2 separate regions of the Homo sapiens genome follow, and region 1 is linked to region 2. A link is an interaction called in ENCODE POLR2A ChIA-PET data of the cell type or tissue named here. Cell type or tissue: PC-9. All regions are shown on one strand. Links, peaks and the distances in the headings refer to the core of each region. The heading gives the core; the rest is flanking DNA.

Region 1 (12,648 bases), core at 2,423-10,422, 300 kb before region 2:
TTGAGCTTCTTCCATTCATATGGTTACACTGCCTTGGACAAGAGTACCAAAGGCTGGTAATTCCCAACCCATATTTTGTAGGACAAGTTACTTCAAAGCATTGTGAAGCCTTCATCTAAAAGAAAGAGAAACTACATCTGCAGTGTTGTCTGCGGAATTTTAAAACCTTACTGGGCGTGGTGGCTCACACCTGTAATCCCAGCACTTTGGGAAGCAGAGGCAGGCAAATCACCTTGAGGTCAGGAGTTCGAGACCAGCCTGGCCAACATGGCGAAACCCCGTCTCTACTAAAAAATACAAAAATTAGCCAGGCGTGGTGGCACGTGCCTATAATCCCAGCTACTCGGGGAGGCTGAGGCAGGAGAATCTCTTGAACCTGGGAGGTGGAGGTCTCAGTGAGCCAAGATCACACCATTGCATGACAGAGCGAGACTCCCTCTAAAAAAAAAAAAAAAAAAAAAAAAACCACGTAATCAGCTAATTCTTTTAAACCTATTAGTATGCTGTGGCAGTCAAGCTGAATGTGTGCAACAGGAGGCTTTCAACCCAAGATGATGAGCAAACCAAAGCTGATTTTCAGCCTAGTGCTTAGGTTTTGTCATGAACATTAATAGGAACTGTACGTGTTATCCAGAGCCTCCCATTTGGGGGTGCATCTCCATCCTTGTGGGGTTGTACCGTCATCCCTTCTGGGATTGTATTTCCATCCCTTCTGGGGCTATACATCCATCTACTCATGCACAACCTATGGCTGTGTTTGAGAAACAATGGACTATTCAAAACAGCATGTAGTTTGTAGTGATTCTTTCCAAAAACGACTCTTCTAGATTTCAGCTGCATAGCAGAAAACCCTAAACTGTCTTAGAAAATCATACGTTGTTTTGCTTTGCTTCCATGGAAAGTCTTCATAGGATTATATGACTGAACAGGACACCCATATCTGTCTCCCCTGGAATTAATTTCGAATCAAAATTGTTTTTTTAAAAAAGGGGATTAAGAAACTTGTGGTGCTTAGATAAAATTCTTTCCTAAGAAATTGTTTCTGATGTTAACACCGTACCTCCAGAAGCATTGGAACAGAATTGGTTGATCAAGTCGGCTTCCCAGGGCACATCCTCGGACGATGCTGTGAGGATATGTGGGTGTTTCAGAATAGGGCGGAATCCTGACAGTGTCCCCACTTGGCTGCCTGTTTTCCTATGTAATCCAACATGGTAAATCATCCTCAAAACCTTTTATTTTTGGATTTCCCATATGTTCAAATGTGAGTACTCTGCACAGCAGTCCCACCGTGGACACCCACTGAACATCTGCAGTGCGCCAGGCTCTCCTGAGTGCTCTGTGTCATAAACATGTTTCTTTCTATCACACAAGTGTCACGCTTCATATCAGAGGAAGGACCACCAAATACTTATGATTACTGAAGATACAATCAAGTGGAAGACCTAAAGCAAATTCTGAAAATAGAAGTATAAGCAAAGGCATAATTCATCAATGTGCCGCTTATTGCTTCTGCCTCCACTGAGCATACTTCTATCTTATACCATATGCCTTAATTTGATCCCAAACAGCAATTTGCACATGCTCATTCTTCTAACTACTAACAAGCCACTGTAACATTTACTCATTTCCCCTTTTAGACTGAAGCCTCCCCCACATGCACAAATCTTTCCAATTACTGTAAAAACTTCAGTTATCTGAGCGATGTGTCCACAGGCCTTCAACGCCATCCATCTTGGATTGACCTTGTCCTCATTCTTATCATTCTTTGCTCCTAATCTCCTCAGTTGTGGGGTTAATATCTCTTTTGTAGATTATGGCACCAATTGCATGTTCTGGAAAAGGCAACTGGGAGTCCAATCAGTTGCAGCTGTGCAAACTGTAGCTCAGCTGATCCGGCTGTGAACAGCAGCAAAGAAGCAGGGAAACAGAGAAACGGTAGAATGGTCCTGAGTCCACACGAACCCAGGCTGTACTTGTTGGTGGTTCAGGGTCTATCCTGTGTATATAGATCTCCCAATAGTCTGCATCTGGTTTTTGCACCAAGGCAGGGTTTGATGAGGATTGATTGAAAAGAATAACAGCTTTAAAGGCCAGTACTAGAGCTTTTGCAAATATTCACTGTGTCCTGCCCCATCCTTCTGAACACATCTGAAGGATAACTCTGTAAAGGAAACAGTACCAGTAGAACAACTTCACTCCCACGAATTTGCCTTTCCAACTGGGTAAGTCAGTTAGGAGTGAATTGATTCCGCTTCTATCTTTTCGGTGCACTTGCTTAAACTTATAGTCCTGCTAGCTACAGAAAGTAGTAACTTAAGCACTTTAACTAAAACTTGTGATTGCCTCCTTCATTTTCCCATATGCACTGTGGGAAAGCCCCATGACGTCAGCTGCAATAAGCCAAGGAATGATTAGCAGGCCAGTTCTGTGGCTTGACAAGCTCCCCAGTAATTAGCCCCCTGACACCACTGCCATTTCACGCACCATATTGTCTCCCTGTAATGGGCCTGCTTAAAATCAGAGCTTATTCGCTACTTGGAGAAAATAACACTATGGGTCCCTATTAGCTCTTAATAACTGAGGTTAAATAATTCCATGAGGTGTTCTGTAAGGAGTGCCTTGTGGGAGTTAACAGGTACAGGTGAGAAGCATGAGCCCCAGGTGAGACTTTCCAGTGGGAAACCCTGGGTATCTAGGCCTCGGCCAAGTGCTACAGAGACCCTGCGTGCCCAGTAGGGAGGGTCAGGACAGAGACGGGTGAGCTGCTGGGAGTGCAAGCCCCGCGGCAAACGCTGCTCTTGCTCCCGAAGTCCACCCCTGCTCACTACCACACTGATGCTGGGCTGACCCCCACTACAGTCCAGGCTGTTTTCCACCTCTTCTAGAACACTCAAGAAATAAAGGTGGGGCTGCATTTCTCAAGGAGAATTGAGAAGGCAAAAAGTGCAGTGAGATCCCCACTCAGTAAGTGTGTGTTCTGGGTTTGCAGCCTCAGCCTTCAGGAGCAGAAAGAAAACCCAAACTTCTAGCCATTAACAGGCCATGCTCCCCCCATGCCACCCCACCGGGGTCAGTGTGATCGTCACAAAAATACCTCTAGCCAGAACCCAGGAATAGTTTGTTAGGACTCATGCCTCCTTATACATTTCTGTATGCCTCCCTTCCCACAGCCCATCCCCACACTCCCCATCCCTAAACCACAACCTCATACTCCGATGCATTTCTGTCTTCCTTTTTTTATTTTTTTCTTTTTCTTTCTTTTTGAGACAAGGTCTCACTCTGTTGCCCAGACTGGAGTGCAGTGGCATGATCATGGCTCACAACAGCCTTGATCTCCCGGGCTCAAGCAAGCCTCCCACCTGAGCCTCCCAAGTAGCTGGGACCACAGGTGGTGCCACTGAGCCAGCTAATATTTTAATTTTCTTTGTAGAGATGGAGCTTTGCTGTGTTGCCCAGGCTGGTCTCAGACTCCTGGGCTCAAGTGATCCTCCTGCCTCAGCCTCCCAAAGTGCCGGCATTAGAAGCATGAGCCACCACACCCGGCTGGATTTCTGTCTTATTCCTCACCACAGTCAACACAGCTGATGATCTGGGTGGGATACGTGAGCCACTTTTAGGTGATTGAAGTTGAAGTTGTCTCACCTAGGTGGGTATTTTTATTTTTTGTTTTACATTCTATTTTTGTTCCAATAGACTAATTGGGCATATACATTTTATAAACAGGTCGATTTACCTGGCTATTCTTTAACACAATTTTTATCATTCATAGTGATATGATCTGATTCACTTGCATGATGAAAGCATTGATCACTGGAGTCATTACAGAAGGGGCATCAAGCTGTAGCTTTTATTCTCTCCAGTTATCAAGTTCTTATCAGATTTAAATGCCTGAAACAACAAGGATATGCCCTTGGCTTTGTTTTTACTTCCCTTTGTGCTGCCCTCTTACACTCTGTGGCTGAGATCATCGTGTTTATAGCCAAGTCTCTGCCAGACCTTGCCCAGGGCGGCCCCTCCTGGCTCTCTGACTTCCTCTGTCGTGTTTCTGGACTCTTCTGTTGCAGACGCACTGGCCTTCTTCTTGCCCTCACTCCCGTGTTTCCCTAGCCCTGCCCTCTGACCTCTGTGTGCCACCTTCTCAGGAACACCTGTTACTTATTAGACACTCACCAGGGAACCATGACCCACACATGGAGAGCTCTGACCTTCTGGAACCCAGCGAGCTTGTTCCTGCCTTAGGGCTCTGGCGCTGCTTCCACCCACCCCCTACACCCGTGCCTGGAGTCCTTCCTCCACCTCCCAACTCCATGTTCACATCTCTGTCTCATGGCCACTTGGCTCTGCCCCAAGTCAATCTCTTGTCCTTTGCAATGCTTACTTTTTCTTCATGACACTTACTGCCACATGAAATTAAATATTCACTTGTGTATTTGTCATCTCAATTCCAGCCAAAAAATTTTTCTGTCTTGTTCACTACTATGCCTCCAGCTCTTAGAACAGTGACATCTATAGTGAATGCTTTAAAAATATATATGGAATAAATAAGTAAAAGAGGGCTGTGCTTTCCTCTCCACAGTCATTGACACCGTCCTTGACGGGAGCTTTTCTGGGAACAGTGGGGAGAACATTAGACCAGAGTCTTTAACCTTCTAAACCTATACCTCTTCTTGATAAACTAACAAACAAACAAAAATTCAAATTCATGTCCCTCTGCAGAGCCTGAAGCTGGGTGTGGAGGAGAAAGGGCGGGGGATGACGTAGGGCCCCTATCAAAAATCTGCAGGGGCAGGTGAGAATTTTTTATCACAAGGAGTCTTGAGTCCCAGCCCCTCAAATCATTTTCCCTAAATATTCCTTCCTTTTGGTAGGAGTAGGATAAGAGTGTGTGAGAAGTGTTCCGTTTTGGTAGCTTGTCTTTCCTAGTGTAAAATGAAAGACCATTGGGTATTTATGGAGAGAGCCCACTGCACAGAGAAGCATAAATCCATCCATGTCCCAAGCTATATGTGCTAAACGTAGCCACACAGGAAGAATCACTTCCTCCACTACAGAAAATAGCAGCTCCCTATTTTAAATGTGCTTCTCATTGGCTGTAGGAGTAGCAGTAATTCATCTTCTATAGACCTGAGTTTTAGTTTTGTGAACTGATGTATAAAGGAAACCAGGTTTGGGCCTGTCCTGGGCTCCTTAGATCTCAGAGGCAGGAGATCATACCCTTATGCCCATGCTGTCTACTTCTAATTCCAGTATTAACTGGGCATGGCAACGGTAGGAATGCAGAGAAAAGAGGAATATCAAGTATTATTGAATCCTTCAGTCCCGCAAACACTGAACACTTCTCTGTGCCAAACCCCGGGTGCAGGGCTGGGGGAAATCGTGCCTGCCCTGGAGGGGTTCACAGTCTTGCATGGAAACCTACTTTTTCCATTGACTTTTCATGTCAATACCATGTGCTAAATCTTCAATTTCTGCACTGCTGCTTTACAGTGAGTCTCTAGGACCCAGTGCAAATGTACATGTTCTGCACAGACTGAAAAAATGTTGAAAAGCCTGGTGTACTGTCTCCCTAAATGACCAAGGGATTGTATACAGTGGACATGTGCAATTACTTTCAACTCTACTGGTACGTTGTTGAGAACTCAACTTCAGGTCAAACATGCTAACAGTTCAGCTCACATTCGAACAAAGCTTATCAGATCAAAGGAGCTGGCACAATACTGCTCTGTGGTTTACTGGTGTATAGTGAAGCATTCTTAAAATACATTCTTCAGTCTTAGGAAGGCTCCTAAAGGGGTGTCTTCGGTAAATATTTGGAGGCAGATTGGGCCAGCACAGAGTGAAGGAAGGTGTGTAGGGGGTTGGAGTGCATGTCAGGTTGCACGGCAGCTTTCTCATTTTATTTAGGCCCAGGACTTGGGTTCTTCTATGTAGTTTTTCTTCATAGCACTTGCCATCATTTGCAAGTGTATATTTATAGGAGCACTTTGAAGGAAGGACTATGTTTTTTCCACGGTTGTATAACCAGTATCTGGCATATAATAAATACTCAGTAAATATTTGTTGAATAAATTAACTAAACAAATAGACTTTGTAAATTTTTTTCTGTCCCAGTCTTTTTGGAGAGTGGATTCAACCAAACTGTAGGCTTTTGAAGAGGTGTAAGGCATCTCAAAGGCAGACAGAGATTTCCCTGAAAAATCTGTTTTTAAAGAAACCTGGTCCTCTCTCCCTTCTTCCTTCCACCTAATGTGCACCTGGGAGAGAAGCTTCAGAAAGTCATATCTGAGTCACAATGAGGAGTCTCTTTACGCGTACTGTCAAGTACGCTCTTACAATTTATTTTCTCCAAGAAAAAGCTAATTCAGGTCCTTTTGTATCCTTTTCCTTCATTACCATTTCCAAGCTTTAGCTTACTTACGATTGTGCTTACTTAAGCTTTTAAATTCTTGTTGTAGAGTGTGCCCCAAAATTTAAAGCCACTTAAGTCCAGATGCCCATCGCAAACAGATTCCCTCATCCTCCACCCTTCCTGAAGGTGCTCTTGGAGAGGAAGAGGCAGGAAACGGAGCAGAAATGAGACACTTGTATTGTCCTTTGCAGGGAGCCTTGACAAGAAGCTGGAATCCTGGGCGCTAGGGTAGGAAGACATGACTCCTCCACCCCTGATACCACTCAGGCAAAATGGGTAAAGATCACCCCATATGAACTTCAACTTGGTGAATTCACAGCTCTCACAATAAAAAACATTTTGTTTTACAACGGTCAGATGTGTGTTCTTGCTCAGATAGGAATTACAGCTGGGCACAGTGGCTCATGCCTGTAATTCCAAAACTTTGGGAGGCTGAGGCAGGTGGATCACTTGAAGTCAAGCATTCAAGACCAGCCTGGCCAACATGGTGAAATCCCGTCTCTCCTGAAAAGTACAAAAATTAGCTGGGTGTGGTGGTGCACACCTGTAGTCCCAGCTATTCTGGAGGTTGAGGTGGGAGGATTGCTTGAGCCCCGGAGGTGGAGGTTGCAGTGAGCTGGGGTCACGCCACTGCACTCCAGCCTGGGTGACAGAGTGAGACCCTGTCTCAAAAAAAAAAAAAGGAATTACAAAGGATGAGTTGTATGCAGTTTTTTGCCATTTTCTCATGGATGAAACAATGTCATTCTGAATTTCAAAAGAGATTGCAGACCTGGCCAAGAAGAGGTTCCTTCTGTGGTAGTCCTCTGCTCCTAAGCACCAAGTCACCCAGTGGCCCCAACATCCCTTCTTTAGAAGAACTTTATTCCTGTGCCCGTTTAATGTGACCAAAGAGCTCCAAGAAGCCCCTTTCAATCAGGCAGACATAATCCTTGCCTTCATAGAAACTGATTTCTACCTTCCAGGAACGCAGCACCAATGCAGGAAAACAGACAAATATATCCACGATTACAGTGTAGTATTCTAAGCGCAATGAAAAGACATGCACAAGATAATCTAGGGTCTGTTTTCTTTTTTTTTTTTTTCTTTGAGATGGAGTCTCACTCACTCTGTCACCCAGGCTGGAGTGCAGTGGCGTGATCTCGGCTCACTGCAACCTCTGCCTCCCAGATTCAAGCAATTCTCCTGTCTCAGCCTCCTGAGCAGCTGGGATTACAGGCACGCACCACCACATCTGGCTAATATTTTTGTACTTTTAGTAGAGATGGGTTTTCACCATTTTGGCCAGGCTGATCTCAAACTGCTGACCTCCAGTGATCCACCCACCTCGGCCTTCTAAAGTGCTGGGATTACAGGCATGAGCCACTGCACCCCGTCTAGGGTCCATTTTCTTCTGCTTCCATCAAAAGCATGAGAAGTAGTTCTCTTCCAAAGATAGAGATCTTCACACCACCGTCTTTCTCCCTTTCTTTTCTTAGAGCGTAGAGGTACAATGAGAGAACTTGCAAGAGTCATGAAATATTAAGATATAAACTGTATTCAGATAGGTGGGTTCAGGTGGGTAAATAAGAGATAAGCAAACAAATACTAGATCTTGGCTTACTAATTAATCAGTCCCTTAACAACCCATTTCTCCATTATATTCTCCATGTAACCCACAATTGCATGCGTAATACTTTGATGTCATTCAGTTCTCCCTTGCTGAACTCAGTTCTTCTCTTAAATTCCATATTAAAATTCCTTTTCCGCCCATTCCCAAACTCAGTGGCACTGATATCTTGTAGATGTTGGTATTCTTTTGAATACCTCTTTGTCAAGTTCTCATTTGGGGAAACTTTTTTCTACCAGGACGTATTAGTTTAGGGCTGTGTGCTTTCCTGAAGTTTCTTGCTTACTTGCCCCTAGTAAGTCAACATACCCTTCTGGCTGGAGTCGCCTCTCTGTGGTCTGTATCAGATCATTCTGTCATCTCTTCAGTTTCTCTCTGCATCCAGATCACAATGTTGCTCAACACATCACTGACGTCACTCAGAGTCTCACATGTGCAAGCCTTCGATAAGCTCCATCTCCAACATCAACATTTATGCTTGCAGACTAACATTACGTTTTCATACCTACAAGCTTTGGTGAGAAAGCTTTGGGTAAGAAAATTTATATCCTATTTTCCAGCTCCTTGGCCTTTTATTTTTGCCCGGGAGCTGTTGATGCTTGCTCTTTGCAGGAAGGCTGAAGGGAAGGAGTCAGCCTGTCCTCATTAAGCACATCAATGCTGTTCCTGAGTGTGGAGACACAATGGCCCTTATGTGTCCATCACCCTGCAAGCTTCAGGGCTGGTATTAAATGCATGCTGGCCATTTATTGTATCTTCCAAACTGAGTGTGAAAAATGCACCATTTGCCAGGCGTGGTGGCTCACGCCTGTAATCCCAACAGTTTGGGAGGCCGAGGTGGGTGGATCACTTGAGGTTAGGAGTTTAAGACCAGCCTGGCCAATATGGTGAAAACTTGTCTCTACTAAAAATACAAAAAGTTAACCAGGCATGGTGGTGAGTGCCTGTAATCCCAGTTACTTGGGAAGCTGAGGCAGGAGAATCACTTGAACCCCAAGGCAGAGGTTGCAGTGAGCAGAGATTGCGCCTGGGCAATCCAGCCTGGGCGATCCAGCCTGGGCGACAGAGTGAGTGAGATTCCATCTCAAAAAAAAAAAAAAATGCACCATTAATAATTATACTGGGGGCCGAGCGCGGTGGCTCACGCCTGTAATCCCAGCACTTTGGGAGGCCAAGCAGGGAGGATCACCTGAGGCCAGGAGTTCGAGACCAGCCTGGCCAACATGGTGAAACCTCATCTCTACTAAAAATACAAAAATTAGCTGCGCGTGGTAGCACAGGCCTGTGATCCCAGCTACTAGGGAGGCTAAGGCAGGAGAATCACTTGAACCCAGGAGGCAGAGGTTGTAGTGAGCCGAGATCGAGCCACTGCACTCCAGCCTGGGCAACAGAGCAAGACTCTGTCTCAAAAATAATAATAATAATAATAATTACTATTATTATTATTATACTGGGATATATGGTCACCTTAGTTAAAATGACATTTTGAGTCTGGAATTGTGTTTAAGTCCTGGGCCCTTGGTGAAACAATATTTTAATGCTCCTTGGGGTCTGATGGTTTGGGCAGAGTAGCCTTTTATGAAGAATTATACTGCGACTAAATCAGTATGATATGTTTAGCTCCATATTTTCCAGCAAATTTTTAAGGGATAAATACAGATAACTCATTGCAACTATAATACTGCACCATACAAGCACAATGCTGTTGACAAGGAGGTATACAGAGCAAAGCAAAACTGCATTCTAACCCCCTGAAGTTTCCTGGAAAAAAAAAAAAAAAGTAGCCTGAAAAGTTGAAAATGTTTCTTTCCACAAAATAAACTGGAATAATCCCTTCATTTATTTTAGAGTCCTTTCAGATAGCCTTGCAGATGGTTCGCTGAAGTCATCATGCCAACAAAATTCGTTTGACTCAAAAATTTAAATAGCCCTACCAAATTATGTGTGTTTCTCTTCTAATAAAAAACTGAATGTCTTATTTCTATCTGCTAAGCTTATTCCACTCTGCAGTTTGTGAACTGAACTACAGAAATAACTCCTTAGAGATGCACACTTTTGTCCTCTATTACCCAATTCTGGAATCCCCAAATATAGTGTTATAAATGCTGACTTTTCTCATTTGCTTTTGCATGTATTCATGTCTTGTCTCTTTACACAAGACTGCTATCCAAAACATCCAAAAGGCATTAAATACTAATATTATGGAATCATAAAGGTGTTCTTTCTTCTTCTAATTGCATGCATTCCTGCCAGTCTCTATGACCACAGCTGAGTGACAGATAAAGCCCAAATTAAAAATACTTCCCTCTTGGCAAGATACCTCCAACCCAGTGGGCTGCTCAGTTGGAAAGCTGGGAAGTGGAGAGGCATGAGTCACTGTGTTCTCTCAGACATTTTAATTCAGAGTTGTTTAAGAAGATTTAAAAAAAAAAATCAAGCAATGGACCCCCAAAATGACCATTTCTCACTAAGTCATGAAATTTAATTTTTTCTTTTTCTTTTTTTTTTAGATGGAGTCTCGCTGTGTCACCCAGGCTGGAGTCTGGAGTGCAGTGGTGCAGTCTCGGCTCACTGCAACCTCTGCCTCCCGGGTTCAAGCGATTCTCCTGCCTCAGCCTCCCGAGTAGCTGGGATTACTGGCGCCTGCCACCACACCAGCTAATTTTTGTATTTTTAGTAGAGACAGGGTTTCACCATGTTGTCCAGGCTGGTCTCGAACTCCTGACCTCAAGTAATCCACCTGCCTCGACCTCCCAAAGTGCTGGGATTACAGGCATGAGCCACCACACCCGGTCAATTTTTTCTTTAATGTGGGAAACAGAATTGCCACCTCTCCCTGCAACACCTGAAAGGAAGCATGGTCTCTAGGCAAAGCCATTCTTGCCAACCTCTGGGGTCCCTGGCATGTGGCACTCAGCCCTTCCCGTGGGCCCCGCAGAGCATCCTCCTAGGGGCTAGGATGTGGAGAAATGCAGTGAGGTGACTCAGCTGCTGTGTCCTTTCTGCTGTCACTGCTGTCTTGTTTTTACATTTTTTAAAGTATCTGTTCTTGGGTGCTTATGGTTTTACAAAGCAGCCCTAATGTTCCCAATGGTATAATTGCCTGATATAGCCATGACTGCTGCTCTGGGAACTGTCAAGATTAGAAGCCCTGCCTGTGAAGGGGAACGTGGGGAGGAATTTGTATCATGTAGGGTGCAGTAATCTCCAAGGAAATTCTCTTCGCAAAAACCGTGTGTGGAAAGTCTCCCTCTGGCGGCTGCTGAGGTGTGTTCATAGGGGAAAGAATGCATGTCAACCGTAAATGGAGTCTGTGAAGCTGCAACTAAAATGTTTCCAGAAAAGAGGGCATTTGGTTGCATCTTCGGGAGGAAAATAAGAAACAATTCTTTTCTAGAATTAAAAAACAAAAACAAAAAACAAAAAAGAACGAAAAGAGAAGAAGAATGCAGAGAATGTGTCCATATCTAGTGAACTTTCAAATATCCCTCCGTCTTCTAAAAAGAAACAAGTGGACAACAGCCACTCGCTCTCCTCTGAACACACATCCTCCTCACACTCCTCCTTCTACAGAGATCAGGGCCACTGCACTTTCGTGCTTGAAGCAGTTCTGGGAATTTCTGTCCTCTATTTTCTGTGTCTGTCTAGTTCACTACCAGTCTCATTTATTTGTCCTTTATAGTATTTCTTTATGATACTTCTCATGTTTTCTTGCCCTTCCTATTAATTTCTCCAGCCTATGCATGGACAACTGCCCAGTGGCATTTGGAGTAAATGCAATAAAATTCAGAGCACGTGAATCAAAGGCTCTCAGTTGGCAAGTTCAGGTCTTTTGTCAGGACAGCGCCACATTCCATCCCAAGGACCAGCTATATCCGGTGATCCTGAGACACAATCTTGACACCACTTCAAAGATTCTGGAATTTGGAATTCAGGACCTCTAGTGCCATCATGTGCCTGGGTCCCCATCCTCCTTCCTAACCCTTGTTTTCCCTGAATGGCCTCATGACCTGTTGGCACCATCAGGCTCCACATCTTAACCAGCTCTGGGCTGATCCTGCCTTCACAGAATTGAGAACACTCCAGAGACCCTTGCTTGCCTTTGTCCTAGCAAGTAAGCTTTCATGTCAATTTCTAAGACAAAGTCTCCATCTTATACTCCTTTCTGGGACTTGGATCCCTGTCCTCTCTCTTCTCCCTCTGTCCCTTACTGCTTCCTGGATGAACTGCCTGTACCTGAGTGGCTGCAGGAGCGAGCCTGTCATTCTCCTCAACCCCACTGGTAAGGGGCCTGCCACTGGGCTGCCCTGACTTTTCAGTTGTTACTTATTCCTCATCCAGCAGCTGTCTCCTTCCAGATCTGAGCCCTCTGGCTCCCCACAGAGATTTACTTAAAGTCTTCCAGCTGTGTGATTTGCTAAGATGCCAGCTACCTTGTTGTATCTGATTACTTCTAAGATGATACATATAGGATCCCATAGCCTGCCTCGCTCCCCTGTCTCTCAAACCCAGGGAAGGGTCTAGGAAGAAGCCCAGGATCCTAGGGCGCCTGCATGCAGGAAGTCCACAACCCTGCCAGGCTCTCCCCTAGGGGTCTGTTGCTGCCTCTCTTGGGAACTTGTCTATT
Region 2 (12,648 bases), core at 2,418-10,417:
GATCCTCTGCCTGAGAAATAACCCTGTCTACTCCAGCTTCCAATGTCCCTGACTGAATCTCACTCTGCCTCTGACCATTTCGCAATAGGCTTTTGCGCATCATAAGATTCCAGTTCTGCTCATCCAGGTGTGTGGACACCGAACCCTCAGCTTTCTGCCTCTGGTTTTGGTAAGCTGGCTTGGTGTCCACAGGGGCCAGGCAGCATCGACAGAAGCTGCCAAACGGGCCTGGCTCTTGAGCCACTCCAGGATGAGAGCAATGAGCTCCGGGTCGCCGGAAGGCAGAGCCGGGATCATGGTGCCTGCGTTGCCTCTGTCTCAGCCATTGAGGGAGACCAAATATGGCTTCTTCTCCAGGACAGAGGTGGTGACAGGGGTGGAGGAGAAGGAGGCCAATAAGTAAGATTTCTGAGTCAAGGAATATGCAAAATTTTTTACATGCATTGTCAAATTGCCCTTTAGAAAGAATTTAGAAGTGTAGTGTAGAAAAGTATCACTTTCTCCTTGATCTTTCTGACATTGGACATTGGGTCTTTCAATATTTTTATTTTTTAGAGACATGGGGAGGAGAGGTCTCTTTACTTTTCCCAGGCTGGCCTTGAACTCCTGGTTCAAGTGATCCTCTGATCTCAGCCTCAGAGTAGCTTGGACTACAGCTGTGCACCACCATGCTGGCATAGAATATTATGGGGTTTTGATGAAAAAAAATTCTTGAAATTCCTTATTTTCTGTTTTCAAAGATATTTGAAAGGAATGTTGAGAGAGACTTCATCTGTTGGTAAAAGGAAACTGGACTTAAATAGGATGGGGTTCTGAGGTCTAGAGAGGACACAGATGGGTCACCTCTTTAAGTTCACTGGGTAGAGCCAAGGGACCGTTACTAGAAGTATGTCATAAGAAAGTACAAGATTAGATTCACGGTAAACAGGATCACCAACCCAACTGGGGCTAGACTTAGAGATGAACTCTGGCTACAAAGCCAGAAAACTGAAGGGAGGTGGTGGAGAAGGTTTGAAACATGTGGATCATGCTAGAGTGGCCTGGAACATGCTATAATAAGGTGCAGTAGCTCTTGAATTAGTTGTGTAAATGAGAATATCAATTCTAGACTCAGACTGCCTGGGTTCACAGTAAGTGTTAGGGATTATTGTGATCATTATTTCCATTGACTGCAGCATCATATACTCATATCCACTGAATGGAAAAGGGTTTAGAAGTATTTAAGTGAGAATAATTACTTAACATTGTAATATAATTATGACCAGTTCAGTAAAGTGTAGAACAAAAATTGGACACACAGCCTTGGGAAGAGGAGACAAAACTGTCATTTTGTATAAATGATACGATTGTGTATCTAGAAAACCTAAGAGAATTAATTAGTGCTTAGTAATGAACTCTGTGACCTTAGGCAAATTATGTCATCTCACTGGGTTTGTTTTTTCATCTACACATTAGGATAATAACTATAATTAATTTATAGGATTATTGTGAAGATTTGCTGAGAAAATACATTTAAAACCCACGACATAGTGCCTGCCATTTGGCAACTGCTCAATACTTTAAGATACAACTGTACTTTTTGTATCACTCTTGTTATTTTTATTACGGCAGCCATAGAATGAATTTGTAAAAATAATTCCCTTGACGATATATCTTCTATAAACAGTTAAAACCATGAAGGAGAGAAAAGTCTCATTTGTAATCAGAAAAAAATTTTTTTTTAATTGAAAAAATTATAGAGACGAGGTCTCCCTGTGTTGCCCACGCTGGTCTTGAACTCCCGAGTTCAAGTGATCCTCCCGCCTTGGCATCCCAAAGTGCTAGGATTACAGGCGTTGGCCACCGTCCAGGCCAAAAAAAAACCTTATAAAATTCTCAAGAATAATCTTTATAAAGAATACTAGACTCTATGAAGAGAACTCCAAAATCTACTCAGAGAAAAATAACAACTCGAATAAGCAAAGGAAACTATCATTTTCCTGAAAGTTTCAATATTATAAAGATGTCAGGTTTAATAAAATTCGAATCAAATCTCAACCTGATTTTGGGGTGAGAAACTTTAATGATTCTAAATAAATCTCTCTGGATTAATGAGTGGCAAATGAGATAATGGTAGTTAGCAAACTTTATTGTACAAGGGCAGGGCCAAGAAGAATAAAAATATTCATAAGCCATGTTCCCATCCTTTAACATAAAAACAGTTCCGTGAATTTAATTTTTTAAAAATCCTCATTCTTTTTTACTCTATTAAATAAAAGAATGCTAGCGAGACAATGAGCATTTCTTTGTAGACATTACACTATTAATAATCCGGATGTATTTGAGATTTACATATATTTTATCCCCAGCATTTCTGAATTCACCAAGGGACATTCAATATATTATCTCATACCTGGAAGAGCCTTGTGAGGTTTTTGGTGTTTGGGGACAGAGCCTCGTTTTGTCGCCCAGGCTGGAGTGCAGTGACGCCATCACAGCTCACTGCAGTCTTGAACTCCTGAGCTCAAGAGATCCTCCTGTCTCAGCCTCCCAAGTAGATAGGACTACAGGCGTGTGACGCCACACTCGGCTAATATTTTATTTTCTTATTTTTTGTAGAGACAGGGTCTCCCTGTGTTGCCCTGGCTAGGTAAGTCTGTTTTATCATCAGCTCTAACGAGAAGGGGAAAAACCGACTCAGGCTAGGAAACTTGACAAGGGCAAAGAATGAGTCAACGGCAAAGGCCGGAATGCAGTCATGCCACTCGATATAAGGAACCACAGCCTGTGCCAGGTCCTGGGGGCCCACTTAATCTTAAATGCAGTCTTTCACTTCATACAACACACAGGAGATAGGATGCAGCAAGTTAGAAAAATTACTCATACCACCTCCCAGATGTGCAAAGAATTTAGAGTGCATTTTCCCTATGCGTGCTCGTTTAGAAGCGCACCTGCTCCTCTTCACCTCCCAGGTAGCAGGGGAAAGGCTAGATTTAATCTTGTTACAATATTTCCATTTCTTCTCATTGATACAGGCTTGTTTCAGTGTAAACATGTGGTCCATTTGAAGTTCAGCTTCCCACTAGTGCTAATGAAAATAATGAAAATCTTTACCTGGTTGAGTAAATGTTTTCAGGTAAAATACTCTATCTCTCAAATTTAGTCTCCTCTTCCTCTTCCTTGACCTGGTAGAAGGGGCAGGACTTACCTGGGTTTCTCGATGAGGAGCTCCTGCGGTAAGGAGGGAGCCCCGCGCAGCACCGAGCATGCGCAGGCCTCGGGATCGCGGCGGGGCCGGAACCGCGGCGGGGCTGGAACCGCAGGCTCGAGTCTCTGGCTCCCTGCGGCCCTCGGCGAAGGCTGGGCTCTTCCGTCAGGCCTGGCCTTTGCCCCGCTGAGGCAAATCACTGTTGTCCTGGAGGTGTCTTTCCCCCTTGTAACAGATGTGTTTTTGAAAGATTCCCGACCAGGCTTCCTTAAGATAAGCTGGTCTGTGTTTCCTGAACCCTTCCCACCCCGAGATGCGGGCGGGAGTCACTCCCGGAAGGAGGAGCGTAGGACAGATGCTCTTCCAGGCTGGAAGAGGGCAGGCAACTCCCGCCCCTGCTGCTGGGGTCACTGCAGGTAGCCAAAAAGAGCGGGGGAACGGGATGGATGGTCAGATGTTCCCAATGTCTGTTTTTGGGCTGAGATGAGGTCATGCAGCGTGGCTGGGGCGGAGTAGGATGGTCTTGGTCCCCAGCAAGTGTCACCAGGCTCAGAAGCTCCTGCAGGTCTTTTGGATGGAGGAAGACACAGAGGTGGCTGACTTGAGGACCAGGGGCCTTTTGGGTCCCCAGAGGGCAAGAGCGAGAGGGCTTGACAGCAGGAGCTTGTGTGGCTCCAACGGGGGAGAGTTTTGGTGGGGGTTGTGGCATAGGCTCAGAGGGAGTGACTTTACTGAAGACAGCCCACTGGGCACTGACCAAGCCACGAATGATCCCAGCAGCAAATTTCACCCCCCAACAGCAGCAGAGCAAACAGTAATCAGGCAGGCATGGGGCATTGCCTCTGAGACCAGAGGAGGCCTGAGACAACATACCACTCAGGAACCCTTTTATCCTACAGGCATCACAAGGATATAGTAAGTCCTGCCCTTTCTACCAGGTCAAGGAAGAGGAAGAGGAGACTAAATTTGAGAGATAGAGTATTTTACCTGAAAACATTTACTCAACCAGGTAAAGATTTTCATTAGCACTAGTGGGAAGTTGAACTTCAAATGGACCAAATGTTTACACTGAAACAAGCCTGTATCAATGAGAAGAAATGGAAATATTGTAACAAGATTAAATCTAGCCTTTCCCCTGCTACCTGGGAGGTGAAGAGGAGCAGATGTGCTTCTAAATGAGCACGCATAGGGAAAATGCACTCTAAATTCTTTGCACATCTGGGAGGTGGTATGAGTAATTTTTCTAACTTGCTGCATCCTATCTCCTGTGTGTTGTATGAAGTGAAAGACTGCATTTAAGATTAAGTGGGCTGGCCAGGCACGGAGGCTCACACCTGTAATCCCAGCAATTTGGGAGGCCGAGGTGGGCAGATCACTTGAGGTCAGGAGTTCCAGACCAGACTGGCCAACATGGCAAAACCCCATCTCTACTAAAAATACAGAAAAAAAACAAAATTAGCTGGGCATGGTGGCGGACACCTGTAATCCCAGCTACTCAGGAGGCTGACACATGAGAGTTGCTTGAACCTAGGAGGTGGAGGTTGCAGGGAGCCGAGATCGTGCCACTGCACTCCAGCCTGGGCAACAGAGTGAGCCTCTGTCTCAAAAAAAAAAAAAAAAAAAAAATGAGCTACTCTGATTCAAGTGAGGTAAGATCCAGGGTCCGGACCAATCCCTGGGACATTTCAATGAAAGTATCTTTGTAGCACACCAAAGCGCCACCGGAAATGATCTGAAAGCTATTACCTTACATGTCACTCCACTCCCAAACCACTTCAACCTCCCCCATTTCCACCCATAATTACTTGGTGTTGAAAGCAGAGAGTCTGACATCAGCTTTTGGGTACAGAGTAAATCACAAACAGGACAGTATGGTAGGAGGAAACATACCAGCTAAATGTAAAGACATAGACATGGTTTAACTGATCTTCTTACAACATACTAACTACTATTACTGTTTGAACAAGTGCTTTGGGGCCAATGATTGTTGAAATATTATGACTTTCCATGTTGTGAACATTCAGCCTCCTGGTCAGAACTGAGAGGCTAATGAGGAGGATTCTCCAGGTGAAAACATCCATTACCCATTAAGGCTGTGTGTTGGACATCTGAACGAGAGAGCAGGGTGGTCGAGAGGAAATTCTACAAGAGGTGACAGCAGCAAGCCTGCCAACAGACTGCTCTGAGCGGTTCCCATTCACCCGGTACAGCTGTCTAAAGGATTATGCCAATGAGGAGAGGGCCTTTTGTCAGAGACCCTGTCCCATCCGACCATTTGTAAAGCTGCCTCATGAGACAGGGCTGGCGGAGGCTCTGCAAACATTCTGGTGACCCCCTCCTGGACAAAGCAGACCTTCACAAAGAGACTCTCAGAGCGGGAGGACTCTGTCCCACCTTGTGTATAGCCCCTCTGAAAGCATAATTTTTCAATGGTTCATTATAAGCATATATGCCCTAGGTTAAAAAAAAATTAAATAGTACAGAAGGATTTATAATGAAAATCAATAGCTCTCCTCTCACAGTCCCCATCCCAAAGGGAAAATTCTTTTTAACTAGTTGAATCGTCTCTGTTTTTATTCTTATGGTGATTGCCTCATATCCTTAAACAATATGCTAACGCAGGTATTATTTTGCTTTGGTTTTGGTTTTTGTGAGACAGGGTCTTGCTCTATCACCCAGGCTGGAGTGAAGTGGCACCATCTTGGCTCACTGCAGCCTCGGCCTCCCTGGCTCAAACAATCTTCCCACCTCAGCCTCCTGAGTAGCTGGGACTACAGCTGCATGCCTCCATGCCCGGCTAATTTTTGTATTTTTTTGTAGAGATCAGGTTTCATCATGTTGCCCAGGCTGGTCTCAAACTCCTGAGCTCGAGTGATCCACCTGCTTTGGCCTCCCAGAATGCTGGGATTACAGGCATGAGTCACCGTGCCTGGCAGTTGTTTCTTGATACAGTATTTTATAGCTTTGTTTGTTTTGTTTTGTTTTTAGAGACAGGATCTTATTCTGTCACGCAGGCTAGAGTGCACAATCAGAGCTCACTGTGACTTTGAGATTCTTGAGCTCAATCCATCTTCCCACCTAAGCCTGATGAGAGGTTACAAGCGTCCATCATCACGCCTGGTTAATTTAAAAAATAATAATAATTTTTTTGGCTGGGCCCGGTGGCTCACGCCTGTAATCCCAGCACTTTGGGAGGCTGAGGTGGGCGGATAACCTGAGGTCAGGAGTTCGAGACCAACTTGGCCAACATGGTGAAACCCCATCTCTACTGAAAAAAATACAAAAAAATTAGCCAGGCCTGGTGACGCATGCCTGTAATCCCAGCTACCTGGGAGGCTGAGGCAGTAGAATTGCTTGAACCCGGGAGGGGGAGGTTGCCGTGAGCTGATACTGTGCCACTACACTCCAGCCTGGGCGACAGAGTAAGACTCCATCTCAAAATAATTAATTCATTAATTTTTTTTTTGGTAGAAATGGTGGTCTCATTATGTTGCCTCCAGGCCTCAAACCTCCCACAGCCTTGGGATTAGAGGCATGCACCACCTTGTTTGGCCTTAATATAGTATTTTCGGGAACTATCTATTGACTTTCTTTTTATGCAAAATGAAGATTTAATGCACATTTACCCAGCCCCTTCTAATAATAGAATTATGTTCTTATTTTGAATTCCTCTTTCCTTGCATTTATGATTTTAAATTAGCACCTTCATTTCTCATGATGTCGCCTATTGACTTTATCTCTTCCCATTTTCTTACATCTCTTCTCTTTTTAAGTTTCTTTTTTCTTTTCTTTTATTTATTTATTTTGAGACAGGGTCTCACTTTGTTTCAAACAAAACAAACAAAACAAAAAACAGGTTGCTGGGATCCATTCACAGACATTCCAATTCAGTAGGTCTGGGGCAAGACCCAAGAATGTACATTTCCAACAAGTTCCTGGGTGATGCTGGTGCTCTCAGTATGGTAATCATACTTTGAGAACCATTGGTCTAAGGGAAGCATGGCCACTGCAGTAATCGGGATATTGCTTTGGCTACTTTAGGAAGTTTCTGGGTTTTTTTGTTGTTTTGTTTTGTTTCGTTTTGTTTTTTGAGACAGAGTTTCACTCTGTTGCCTAGGTTGGAGTGCAGTGGCGCAATCTTGGCTCACTGCAACCTCCGCCTCCTGGATTCAAGCAATTCTCATGCCTCAGCCTCCCAAGTAGCTGGGATTACAGGTGCCTGCCACCATACCTGGCTAATTTTTGTATTTTTAGTAGAGACAGGATTTCACCATGTTGGCCAGGCTGGTCTCGAACTCCCGACCTCAGGTGATCCACCCGCCTTGGCCTCCCAAATTGATGGGATTACAGACATAAGCCACAGCACCCGCCACTACTTTATTTATTTATTTGTTTATTTATGAGACAGAGTCTCACTGTGTCACCTAAGATGGAGTGCAATGGCACAATCTTGGCTCACTGCAACCTTTATCTCTCAGGTTCAAGCGATTCTCATGTCTCAGCTTCTTGAGAGCTGGGATTACAGGCGCCTGTCACCACACCTGGCTAATTTTTGTATTTTTAGTAGAGATGGGGTTTCACCATGTTGACCAGGCTGGTCTCAAACTCCTGACCTCAAGTGATCTGCCTGCTTCAGCCTCCCAAAGTGCTGAGATTACAGGCATGAGCCCACGCCTGGCCCCTGCCACTACTTTAATAGTCACCAAAATAAATAGAGTGGACCTCTCTGTCAGATAGAATTCCTAGCTAGCCTACAGTGTAAGAGGATAGAGAGGCTGAGCATCAAGAAAATGTCCTGGGTCCCCAGGCTCCTTCTACCCATGGCTCTGTCATCTCCTTGGGAGCTGCCCTCATCTTCATGTTTGAAGCTGACCTACTACCACCAAATCTTCATATTAGCCAGAATGGAGGAATTGAGCCAGTGGAGAGCACACAACTTCTTTTAAAGAAAAATTTACAAATTGCCCACATCATTTCCACTCATATCCTATTGGCCAGAACGTAGTAACATGACCACACCTAGGTGCAAGGGAGGATGGGAAAAGTTGCTTCTAGCTTGGTGATTACGTGTGGAGATACAATTCAGAGAAGTTCTATCATAGAAAGGAAGGAGGGGGAGATGGATATTGAGGGGCAATTAACAATCCCTGCTGCAGTGGTTCCATTTTCTTTTCCAGTAGTTGTTCAGATGTGCACAGGATACAATTTTAGCCAATGAGATGGGAGAAAATGCCTACTAGGGGCTTCTGGAAAGTTTTCCTTTCTCTAAGGGAGATAGAGTATTTTTCTTGGGATTCTGCCATGTTGGATATGAACCCTAAAAGAGCATGTACATCTTGTCACCGTGAGGGGAGCCTGCCTTTGGATGAGTGAAGATGGCAGAAAGAAAGATGTAGCCTTTTGGCCGGAATCGCCATCTTCCAGTAATTTGTCAAAATGACAAACACAAAAGGAAAGAGGAGAGGCACCCGATATATGTTCTCTGGGCCTTTTAGAAAACATGGAGTTGTTCCTTTGGCCACGTATATGCAAATCTATAAGAAAGGTGACATTGTAGACATCAAGGGAATGGGTACTGTCCAAAAAGGAATGCCCCACAAGTGTTACCTTGGCAAAACTGGAAGAGTCTACAATGTTCCCCAGCATGCTGTTGGCATTGCATAAACAAACAAGGGCAAGATTCTTGCCAAAAGAATTAATGTGCGTATTGAGCATATTAAGCACTCTAAGAGCTGAGATAGCTTCCTGAGACGCGTGAAGGAAAATGGTCAGAAAAATAAAGAAGCCAAAGAGAAAGGCACCTGGGTTCAACTGAAGCCCCAGCCTGCTCCACCCAGAGAAGCACACTGTGTGAGAACCAATGGGAAGCAGCCTGAGCTGCTGGAACCTATTCCCCATGAATTCATGGCATCATAGGTGTTAAAAAGATAAAAGATCTCTGGACTGTCAAAAGAAAAAGAAAAAGAAAAAACAAAAGAGAAATGTAAAGAACCTATGCACTTGAAGAATCAGATACTGAATTAACCAGTCAACTGAAGCTTCCCTGCCTATGAAGCTCTTGTTATGTCAGATAGTAAATGTCTTATTTTTAAGCGTTTTGGGTTTGGTTTTCCTGCTGCTTGCAGTCAAATTATCCTAATAAGGTGGCTTTCTACTTGTTCTCCTATCTTTCTTTTTATTTGTGTATTGTTGGTATCTTTCTATTATTACAAAATCTCAAAGTTAGTGTAAGATTTTGAAAAATACTCAACTCTCTTTTTTCCTCAAGATAACTTCCTCCTAAGGCCTTTGTTGCTTGCTGCCTTGATCTGCTACACAGCTATCACCCAGGGACTTCCCTTAATTACTTACCTCATTTGAAACCACTGTTTCCTGGATCCTCGTGTCTTTTCCTTGCTTTACTCTTTTGTATTGTTGAGGCACATTGCCAATTAATTTGCAAAGAAAAGATAATGCGGGAAGTGAATTTTCTGAGCCCGTGCACATTGGGTCCTGCAGGCAGATTGGCTTCCTTCACAGATATGGTCTCTCCATGCATCCTTCTGGCTGAAATTCCCTTTATAGAGGAAGCAAAATTTTTATCTCTACCCTTTTAGGGTTTTTTGGCTGAGCCTGATACTTAAATTGACATAAGCTATAGCAGTGGAAGAAAAGCATGCACATTTATTTAATGCAAGTTTTACATGGCATGGGAGCCTTCAAAAAGGAATGGAGACTCAAGGAGGCAGTTAGAGATAAACACAGAGATACTGAAGTAGACAACGCAAAGTAAATTGTGAAAATGTGACAAGGCAAAGGAGCTTGAGCTAGGGTGGTTCATTGGACAGAGAAGTGGCTGGGAGGATAAGGATTAGTCTAACATGGTTTGTTGGTACAGATTTTCCTTGGCCTCAACTTCTTGTCCTTGATGATGATAAGAGTGATATTTTCCTTCCGGTACAGGGAGAACATTTGTCACACAGGAATTTAATCATCTGCTTTTAATAAGCAGTAGGAAGGTCAGAGTGATCTTGTTCTTGCTGTTTTTTTCAAGACCCTTAACTCAAAATAGTCTATTTGCCAGAGTGGCATATTTATTTATTTATTTATATTTTTTGAGATGGAGTCTCACTCTGTCGCCCAGGCTGGAGTGCAGTGGTGTGATCTCAGCTCACTGCAACCTCTGCCTCCCGGGTTCAAGCGATTCTCCTGCCTCAGCCTCCAGAGTAGCTGGGATTACAGGCATGCGCCACCATGCCCAGCTAATTTTGTATTTTTAGTAGAGACGGGGTTTTGTCCATGTTGGTCAGGCTGGTCTTGAACTCCCAACCTCAGGTGATCCACCTGCCTCTGCCTCCCAAAGTGCTGGGATTACAGGTGTGAGCCACTGTGCCCAGCCTGAGTGGCATATTTTGAGTTCCTTTACCTCCACTGTGTTTCTCTAGTTATCACTTCCTGCTCTGTCTTCTAGAAGTTTATTGAAAGATTTAGATCACTGATGATGATCGGTGATCATCATTAGATCTTTCTTTTCTCTTAATTGACCTTTGCCCTTAGATTCTGCCTCTTTTAATTTCTTTTTTCTTTTTTTTTTTTTGAGACGGAATCTCGCTCTGTTGCCCAGGCTGGAGTGCAGTGGTGCGATCTTGGCTCATTGCAAGCTCCGCCTCCTGGGTTCATGCCATTCTCCTGCCTCAGCCTCCCGAGTAGCTGGGACTACAGGCACCCACCACCACGCCCAGCTAATTTTATTTTGTATTTTTAGTAGAGACAGGGTTTCACCGTGTTAGCCAGGATGGTCTCGATCTCCTGACCTCGTGATCCACCCGCCTAGGCCTCCCAAAGTGCTGGGATTACAGGCATGAGCCACCATGCCCAGCCTAATTTCTTTACTATTATTTTAATGGGATCTCAGAAGGATGATCACATAAATAATATGTCATTCCCCCATACTGAATGACAAATTTTATCCCTTTCTAGTGAGACTAATACATAATTCAGACTTTTAAACTGAGTCATTAGGTTGGATAATTCACATTACAGTACTCTTGGAAAGACTATCATTTTACTATTTCTAAAAATATATATTTTTAGCATATAATTAAAGGGATAAACTTTTTATAGGGAGTTTTCATCCACCACATCTCTTGTGTGGGACACTTCCTTTCCAGAGTGTTCTTTAAACCAGGGGACTAGAGTTTCTTTGACTGAACAGAACTGTAGAGCACATAAATAAAATGGTTGTCTATTTCCCATTAACTATGAATAATTCATTTTTTTATCATTACTGACAAAAATGTTACTGAACATCCAGGTCACTAGAAGTTCAGATTTATAGATACTATTTTTTTTTTAATTATTGAAAAGAAAAAAAAGCTTTTAATTTCCTTGACCACATAAAATAATATTAACGGACTACTTAAATGAGCTCATATATACAGGTTGTAAATTAGTATTTTTTGAGAAACTATGTGTCCCATAACTTTCATATATTCACCAATCACCAATTGATGCCTTCAACAATCTTTTTTTTTTTTTTTTTTTTTTTTGAGATGGAGTCTTGCTATGTTGCTCAGGTTGGTCTCTAACTCATGGGCTCAAATTATCCTCCTGCCTCAGCCTCCTGAATAGCTGGGATTACAGGCATGCACCACCATGCCTGTATCTTATGAAGATCTTATTTCTATCATGTTGCTGAGGAAATCGGCTACCCTAATTACCCTGTGTAAAGTCACATAGGAAAGAATTGACTGGGTTGGGGTTAATTTCCATTTCTGCTGGACCCCAAAGCCTATGCCCTTTGTACTATGTCATAGACACAAAGACAGGTGGGTACATCTGTTCCCATCTGTTTTTATTCCCCAGGGTTGTGATAGCAAAATATCACAGCTGGGTGGCTTCAGAACACAGGAATTTATCATCTCATACTTCTGGAGGCTGGAAGTCTGAAATTAATGCGTTGGTAGGGCCATGCTCTCTCAAAAGCTCTAGGGAGAATCTGTGCATGCCTTTCTCTTAGTTTCTGGTGTCACAAGCAGTGCTTGGCTTGTAGCTGCATAACTCTAATCACTACCTCTGTGGTCACATGGTCACATGACATTCTTCCTGTGTGTGTCTGTCTTCACATGGTTATCATCCTGTACCAATCATAGTGGATTAGGAGGCCTCCCCATTCCAGTATGATCTCATGTTAACTAATTAGATCTTCAATGATCCTATTTCCAAATAAGGTCACATTCTGAGGTTCTGGAGATTAGGATTTCAACATATGTTTTTTGAGGGGACCCAGTTCAACCACCACACCATCTTAATTGGGTTTCCTTGTCTAAAAGGACTCGATTTCAATCACTTACTGATGAATAAATGTATGATTAGCTAAAAATTCTCAAAATTAACTCATATAAATACCTACACAATTTCCTAAAAGGAGAGTAAAATTCCTTTTGAAGGAAACCTGATGTTTTCATCTTGAATCTGTATTG

The links. Peaks named below come from ENCODE experiments on the same cell type or tissue, not always from the same donor. Only the 100,000 strongest peaks of a DNase experiment are listed, where the experiment ranks them.
Region 1: POLR2A ChIA-PET joins it to region 2 with 11 read pairs; 2 of 35 experiments call an interaction of 5 or more read pairs at or near these places.

Annotation. Positions count from the first base shown.
Region 1 is chr18:3,702,457-3,715,104 of GRCh38, reverse strand. All of the region lies in intron 7 of DLGAP1 (DLG associated protein 1), which reads left to right. Among named protein-coding and RNA genes, the nearest start is that of DLGAP1-AS6, 56 kb to the right of the region's middle. In PC-9, for the core only: no CTCF peak of the experiment used is centred there; a DNase peak (open chromatin) is centred at 3,964.
Region 2 is chr18:3,402,794-3,415,441 of GRCh38, reverse strand. It overlaps the pseudogene RPL21P127, a transcript of TGIF1 not described here and the pseudogene BOD1P1. Among named protein-coding and RNA genes, the nearest start is that of TGIF1, 41 kb to the left of the region's middle. In PC-9, for the core only: no CTCF peak of the experiment used is centred there; DNase peaks (open chromatin) are centred at 2,721, 3,351, 3,991 and 6,131; H3K4me3 peaks cover 1,829 bases; H3K27ac peaks cover 4,943 bases.